Linked DNA regions of Mus musculus: region 2 is linked to region 1. Evidence: chromatin contacts called from ENCODE Hi-C or POLR2A ChIA-PET data. All regions are on one chromosome and are shown on one strand. Each heading gives the region's core, a stretch centred on a gene start or an enhancer-like site at or near the end of the contact. The rest is flanking DNA. Distances are from core to core; before and after follow the strand shown.

The links. Hi-C counts contacts between places; a loop is a spot of excess contacts on that map. ChIA-PET counts read pairs that join two places held with the same protein, here RNA polymerase II (POLR2A).
Region 2: a loop to region 1 is called in a map of T-helper 2 cell, with 2.4 times the contacts of the local background. The contact joins the enhancer-like site here to the promoter of Me3 in region 1. A Hi-C loop is called at or near these places in 2 of 37 maps with a recorded cell type or tissue (Patski and T-helper 2 cell). POLR2A ChIA-PET finds 5 or more read pairs at or near these places in 1 of 5 experiments (Patski).

Annotation. Positions count from the first base shown.
Region 1 is chr7:89,631,243-89,634,646 of GRCm38, reverse strand. It overlaps Me3 (malic enzyme 3, NADP(+)-dependent, mitochondrial), which reads right to left and starts at 1,829. Exons shown (of 14, transcript NM_181407.4): 1 at 1,554-1,829. The coding sequence starts at 1,736.
Region 2 is chr7:89,854,914-89,858,317 of GRCm38, reverse strand. No RefSeq gene overlaps it. Among named protein-coding and RNA genes, the nearest start is that of Ccdc81, 47 kb to the left of the region's middle. Within about 2 kb of position 1,882, at least 1 of the 3 ENCODE cell types and tissues checked has a DNase peak (open chromatin) inside an H3K27ac peak, as active enhancers do.

The sequences.
Region 1 (3,404 bases), core at 580-3,079:
CCCTGTCTTTCCCCTCTTATGACAACTACAGGTTTATTGTGGGGACCAATGTCTCTTCTATTCTAAGACAATTGGTGAGGATGAACCTACCTTAAACCTTATCTTTAATTCTGGGTGAAGGCTCCAGGCTCCAGTTGGCTTAAGTTATTGGTGATTGACTTGGGTATGGGAAGAGAACCCCTACAGTGTGTGAGGTGGTCTACTCAGACTTCACATAAAGTGGCATCACAAAGCCAGACTAGAAACCAGAGCAAGACTGCACCGTCAGGGAGTCACCTCTGCTTCTCCATCAAGCCTCACCTGCAGCCCTTTCTCTGGATGTGATTTTGGTGAAGGGCTTTTTATTTGCTGAAAGAGGCTCTCACCTTCTAGCACTACTGAAGCAATTCAAACAGGCATGGATACCTTAAATGCTTTGTACCGGAGCAGAGTACCGGGAACTCAAGGTCTCTTTGGAGAGTAGGGGGTCAGTGTGACAAGTGAATCTGAGCACACAGACATTTTCCTTAGTTTCAGTTGATGCTGTAGGAAACAGCACTGCACAGTTGGCCTCACCCTTTAACATAGCATTTTCCATAGAAGTTGTGTCATTGGAATTTCACCATCCTGAATCAGAGAAACTACTAACATTTTTTGAGAACTTCCTGCATGAGGACTATTCTCACATTTTATTTGCAGTAATAGCTTAGCAAGCATTTATGAGAGCTTAAATATTAATTCAAATCCAGTGGTTTTGAAACTTTTTACAATAATCAAATGAGGTCATACTATTAGGCTGAAAAACGTTGAGCCTGCTAGTTAAACACGAGGAATTGTGGGGAGTGGGGGACTGGCTTGAGTCTTGGCTTCCAGTTTCTGTTCCTCACAATCCTCTGAACCAAAGATACAAACTTGATTGCTACAAGAAGGAGGTGTGCTCCTAGGTTAATATGCAGGTATCTGCAGTGGGCTGAACACGGCCAAAGCATTAGAGATCTGCATTTGGTCACCTTGGCTAAGACCCCTTTGTTCTGCATTCTGTTACAGGACTGGTTTAAATTAAAATCTTTAATTCTTCTTCCAGTACTAAAAGTTCTATAATTCTAGACTTTTCTGTCTTCCGGACTCATGTTTTCCCAGATATTCACCATATCATTAGCTAACACTTATTATCTCATTGGTGCCCGAGTCTGTGCTAAGAACTCTGCCTCCGTTTTCCTGTTTTTCCTTTTAAACCTTGCAACATTCCTAAGAAATCTCTAACAGATACTTTAATTCACGGAGGTCAAATGAATTGTCCTCAAGATCTGCTGGAAATCTGACTCTAGCTCAGAGGGACCATCGGGAATACTCACTGGGTCTGTATTGTTTTTGCTGAGGAAATTAAGGTCAGTAAAACTGATCACATCTCTCCATGTCAAGAGGGGGACGAAAAGGCCAAAGCAAACAGAGCAATATCCAGGAGGCAAAACCAGAGGGCTCTGGAAGGACGCCATAGGTTTCGTCCCAAGCCCAGGGGGCGGGGCGTCTTTCCCTGCTAACCACGGGATCCAACGTCCTACCCGGACCATTACCTTGTTGAGATGGGGGTTCCTGGTGACATCGTATCCGCGCTTCTTCAGGGGTACGGGTCGAGGCGGGCCAGACTTGGAGTGGCAGCCCTGGGCGGGCGCGGAAGGTGCCTGGCGCCGAAGACTGCTGCAGGCTATGCGAGGCACGGAGGTCAGCCGCGCGCCAGTGCCCAGCGCGGCGCCCATAGCCCTGGCACAGACCTGGAACCAGGGCGAGACCAAGGTCAGGGGTGCCCTCTAGGCAAGCCAGGTCCTGCGCGCCAGCAGGGCGCCGGACCTGAGCTCTCGGAGAGGCTGGGGGTTCCTGATGGAAGGCGCTAGCCTCCTCCCCTTGTCCGAGGCCACCTGCTCCTCGCTTGGTTGCGATGCTCACCCCTCAGCCAGCAAAGCGAAAGCAAGCCCAGAAAGCAGATCCCGTGCGGATGACAGCCCGTGCCTCCCTGCCCCCATATGGGAGAATACTCTCCAAGGAGTCCCCGCACCCTCAGTACCTGTGGTTAACCTTGGTTTCTCCTTCTTCCGCTTACCTGCCTAACTGGAGAAGCTGAAGTCTATGCAGTCCCACTGCGAGCAGGTGGGGCAAGGCGCTACTGTCCCCTGTCACTCTCTGGCCAAAGGCAGCACCTCACAGGCAGTGCTAGCTCACGGGACTGATGCATTCAGTAAAACAGTCTCCAAACCTTTCCTTGCGGGACCAGATTTTCCTTGAGGATATGCGCGGGGGCTCTTCATAACAAGACAGGATGAAGCTCATTTTCCTCCCACATGAGGGTTTTTGTGCTTTTGTACCCTGGCACTCTCTATCCAGAGGTCTGAATGGCACTTAGGGGAGAACACTTGAGGGTCAGCATGCCCCCACCTCTTGAGCAAGACCTGGGCAAGAATGCTGTCAGTATAGTAACCATTAGCCACATGTAGCTGTAATACTCTAAATAAAATACAATTTTAAATCCATTTTACAGTAAATAAAATTTCTAAATAAAATACAATTTTAAATCCCAGTCACAGTAAGTGCCTTCTTTTAAACCAGTTGAGACCATGTTTGAATGTATATAGGTACAGAACACTTCCTGCTTTGTAGAACGTTCTCTTCTGTTGATCTGCGTTCCCCACTTCCTAAGTAAGTTTCTAGGAACCCCATGGAACCAGCCATAGACCATAGATGTTAGGTCACTCACACCTTGATGTCCACTTCTCCCTGAATTTAAGTGTGTACTTCCTCCACTTAGTGTTCAAGAGATTCCTTCTAAAGGAAATACATCGCTCTGTGTATGGGATAACTCCTAAGTTGTCAGGAGGCCTTGGTTAAGCCCAGCCTGGCTCCTGCCAGCTTCTCATCTCATCCCACTTCACCTTGTGCTGTCCTTGAGGTCTCCTCTGACTTGCTTCTCCCCATTTCCCTGTCTTACTCACCTCCATCTCAGGGCTTTTGCCTCTGCTAACACTTTTACTGGGAACATCATATTCCAATCTTCTAAACAACTGCCACATCTCGTCTCTGAGGTTGCCCCTAATATGTCAACTTGGAAGCCATTATTCTAGTCATTCCCTTCAGTGCTGACCATCCCCAGGGGATGCATAAGAAAAGGGTTTTCCCCTAGGTATAAATGAACAAGTCATCTACTAGTTCATTGCTATTGTGGTATATTGCCTGCCTCCCCCTTATGATACTGGCTTCACTGGGCTAGGGCCTTTGCCTGCAGATCCCTTTGTTATCAGGTCCTGAAATGTCTTTGTGCAATAATAAATAAATAAATAAAAATAAAAAAGTAGCTGTTTGGTGAGGGAAGGTGAGTAGCTTCTCTGATCATCAGGGCTATGAGCTCTCAGAATGGCCACCAGACAGGTGGTGTG
Region 2 (3,404 bases), core at 633-3,132, 220 kb before region 1:
GAATTGGAAGGCTCACCAGTGACCCTTATCTGGAGGCTTGGAGATCCTTATCTGGATCTTGGTTTGAAGATCTTGAGCCATAGTGGCTATGGATTCCAGAAGATTGAATCTCCGAGTTAAGGAACACACCTTTAATCTGGGCTATGCCTTTCATCTGGGATTAAAGGTGTGGTGGAACACACCTTTAATCTGGGCTACACCTTTTGCTGGAGACAATATAAGGACATTGGAAGAAGGGAGTCTAGCTCTTGCTCTTGCTCCTTTGCCTGCTTGCTGCGTGAGACTGAGTAACTGCTAGATCCTTGGACTTCCATTCACAGCTGCGACTGAACAATTGTTGGGAATTGAGCTGCCGACTGTAAGTCATCAATAAATTCCTTTATTATCTAGAGACTATCCATACGTTCTGTGACTCTAGAGAACCCTGACTAATACAGGTAAGATATCTTTTTTCAGAGCAGTCTTGCTTTATTTGATTTGTGTGTGCCTGTGTGGGGATGGGTGCGTGTGAGTTCAGGTGGTTTTGGATGCTAAAAGCGGGAACCTTCTGGGGCTGGCGTTACAGGAGGCTTTGAACTGCCTGACACTGGCGCTGAGCTCTGGCCCTCTGCAGAACCGGCATGTGCTCTTAACCGCTGAGCATCTCTCTAGCCTAGGATCATTTAAAATTTTATATCCCCCTCATACATGCACATAATGTACCTTAATCATATGCAATCCTAATATCTCTTCTCACCTCCTCTCTAGAACTTTACCTTCATGCCCCCTGCCCCCTTTAAAATAACCGCCTGAGTCTAGTTATCCACTAGGTCAGACATAGCAAACCTACCAGAGCCCACGCCCCTAAGGAAAAATGACTTTCCCTCCTCCAGAAGCCGTCAATTGTTCCTCAGTTAGTGGTGGGACTTAGTGAGCTCTCTCCCAGCCGTGAGGGAATGCTGACTGGTCCGGCCGTGTGCAGGGCTTGTGCAGGTAACCATCACTGCACTACTGTGAGTTCCTGAGGGCAGTGGTCCCACCATTTCCTGACGTCAGCATTCCACAGCACTTGTTCTTACTCTCCATCCCTTACATTATTTTTGTTCCCTTTGTAACTGGTCTCCACACATTTGTCGTACGCTGATGCACGCACATAATGTGGGAGAATGAATGTCAGGGGCCGAGGACTGGCTCGGGTTCATAAGGTGCTTGCTGGAAGCCCTGCTTTCCATTCTCAGTACTGCGTAAAATGGATAAACACGCACACTTGTAATCTCAGCCCTTGTAAAGTGGAGACATTAGGATGAGGGCTTCGAAGCTATCCTTGGTACATTGTGAGTTTAAGGCCAGTATGGAGCTACATAAGACTCTGAGGTGTATGTGTGTTGGGTTGGAAAAAGAATCCAAATAATGTTGTTTCCTAGAGTTAAAACTTGAAGCAGGCACAAATGCTCAGAACCTTCTGCTATCCTTCTGCTTCCTATCCCAACACAGCCCGTGTTTCTCTCCAGTCTCAAGCAGGCTTTGTCCCTGACTTCCAGCCTCCCTGGCTTTCCCCCCTCATCCTCAGAGGGAGGGCCTCACAAACCCTCTGCTTATTGGCTCTGGATCCGTGATTGATGAGGGGGTGCTCAAGTTGCTTGGACTCCGGGGGTGGGGGGGGGGGGGGGAGAGGCTTGTGACTGGCAGGGTGTGGATTGGCTCCCTCTGTGGCTCTTCCACCTTCAAAGCCAGGGGAGATGCTGTTTCCCTGGGGCAGTCCGTCTGCAGCTCCTGGGCCTACACTGCTGTTGCTGCCTGTGTCACCAGGATCCAGCTGGCTGTGCGCTTAGGACGCAGCTGTTCATGAGTCGGTTGATTCTTTTCCGTGGGGCTGACGGTCAGCCATTTATGGAGTTTCTAAAAGGTCCTTGGAGATAGCTGCTGGGCACAGCATGACTGTTTTGAGTGGACTGTAGGGAGCCATCAGTGCTCTCCAGCCAAACGCTCTTAAAGTAGAGTCAAGTTGGGTCATTGGAACACGGGTTCTGAGTGGCCCGGGCAAGCATCTCTGCCTTGCTTCCCTATTCGCACATTGATGCTTGTTGAAAGGCTCTTTCTTTGTCAGTCCCAATTTCATCTTCAAAGCTCTGGAAATTTCAGGTGCCTGGTATTTGACTTTGGTTTCTTGAAATCATTTTTGTATTTTTAAAAACTTAAAAAATATAACCGTATGAAGTTCTATTTTTAACTAGATTAACACAACTTCGACGAACCACCCATTTGCTGTGGAGTTCACTTACAGGAATATGAGATTTCTTATCTCACATAATCCAACCTGTGCAACCAGAACAGAGTTAGAGGGACTTAGAAGAACTACAGAATTACCATGATAGTACACACATAAGTGTGTGAAGCAACTTGAGACACGGCTCTTGTTGAGAAAGAAGGTATCCAAGTTCTAGGCTGGCCTTTTGATGATGGCTCATCACCGTCCAAGCAGATCGTGGACGACAGGTTAAGTCTTGAAAACATGAAATTTCGTGAGGAGCTTGGCTGTTGTATGGCTGTACCTTGTGCTGCAGGTCTTGGGAGAACTCCAGTGCTTGCTGCAGTAAAAAATGAAGAGGAGCTATGGCTTATAAGACAAAAGTGGGTCAGAGATTTCTCCAGCAGGCAACTTCTGTATTTGGAGAAACAGTGTTCTAAAACGTTGCTGCTTTTTAGAGTCTCCAATGGAAAAATAGCGTTCAATACAAGATGGCTGCTTGATGCTGTTTCCTTGGGAGTGGAGCTTGAGATATGACCAAGTTCATTGCACATTTTAGTCAATAATATAGGCTTAATGAATGAAACTGATAGTGTTTCCATGGGAATATTAAAGCTACAAGCTTGACAGCAGTGCAACCTCTGTCATGGTTATTACTATGCATGCAAGATATGTAAGAAATTTAGTGAGATTGGCTGCCAAGACATGACACAGTACTTGTCTGGTTTTAGTTATACAGAATTAAAATCCCCCCCCCCCCCGAAATATAAACAGCATTCCAAACCTCATGTGGTTTATTCCTTAAGTCATTTCAAACATTGCAAGTATATAGTTACTTACCTGCTCTTTGGTGTTCACCTTCTTGAAGTTTGTTCCACAGTTGCTTCTGTGGGATTTTAAGTTTCACAGTGACCAAATGCATTCCCAGAAGTTTCATTTTGCGCTGTTTTGAAGGTTCTATTTTGAAAAGCCAGCTTTGGTAGAAGCAGCATGTGTTTAATGTCTTCTGATAAAAATGCGTTGCCATACATGTTTATGTTTGGCGTACTAATTAAAGGAGGAGGGTTGAGAATAGCCTAGGAGAAGACTATGAAATAAATATTGTGCCTGCAGGGATATTTTTAATTTAGGAAGCATCTGAATGTGTGTGGGTGTTACACATGCCTCAAATGGCAAG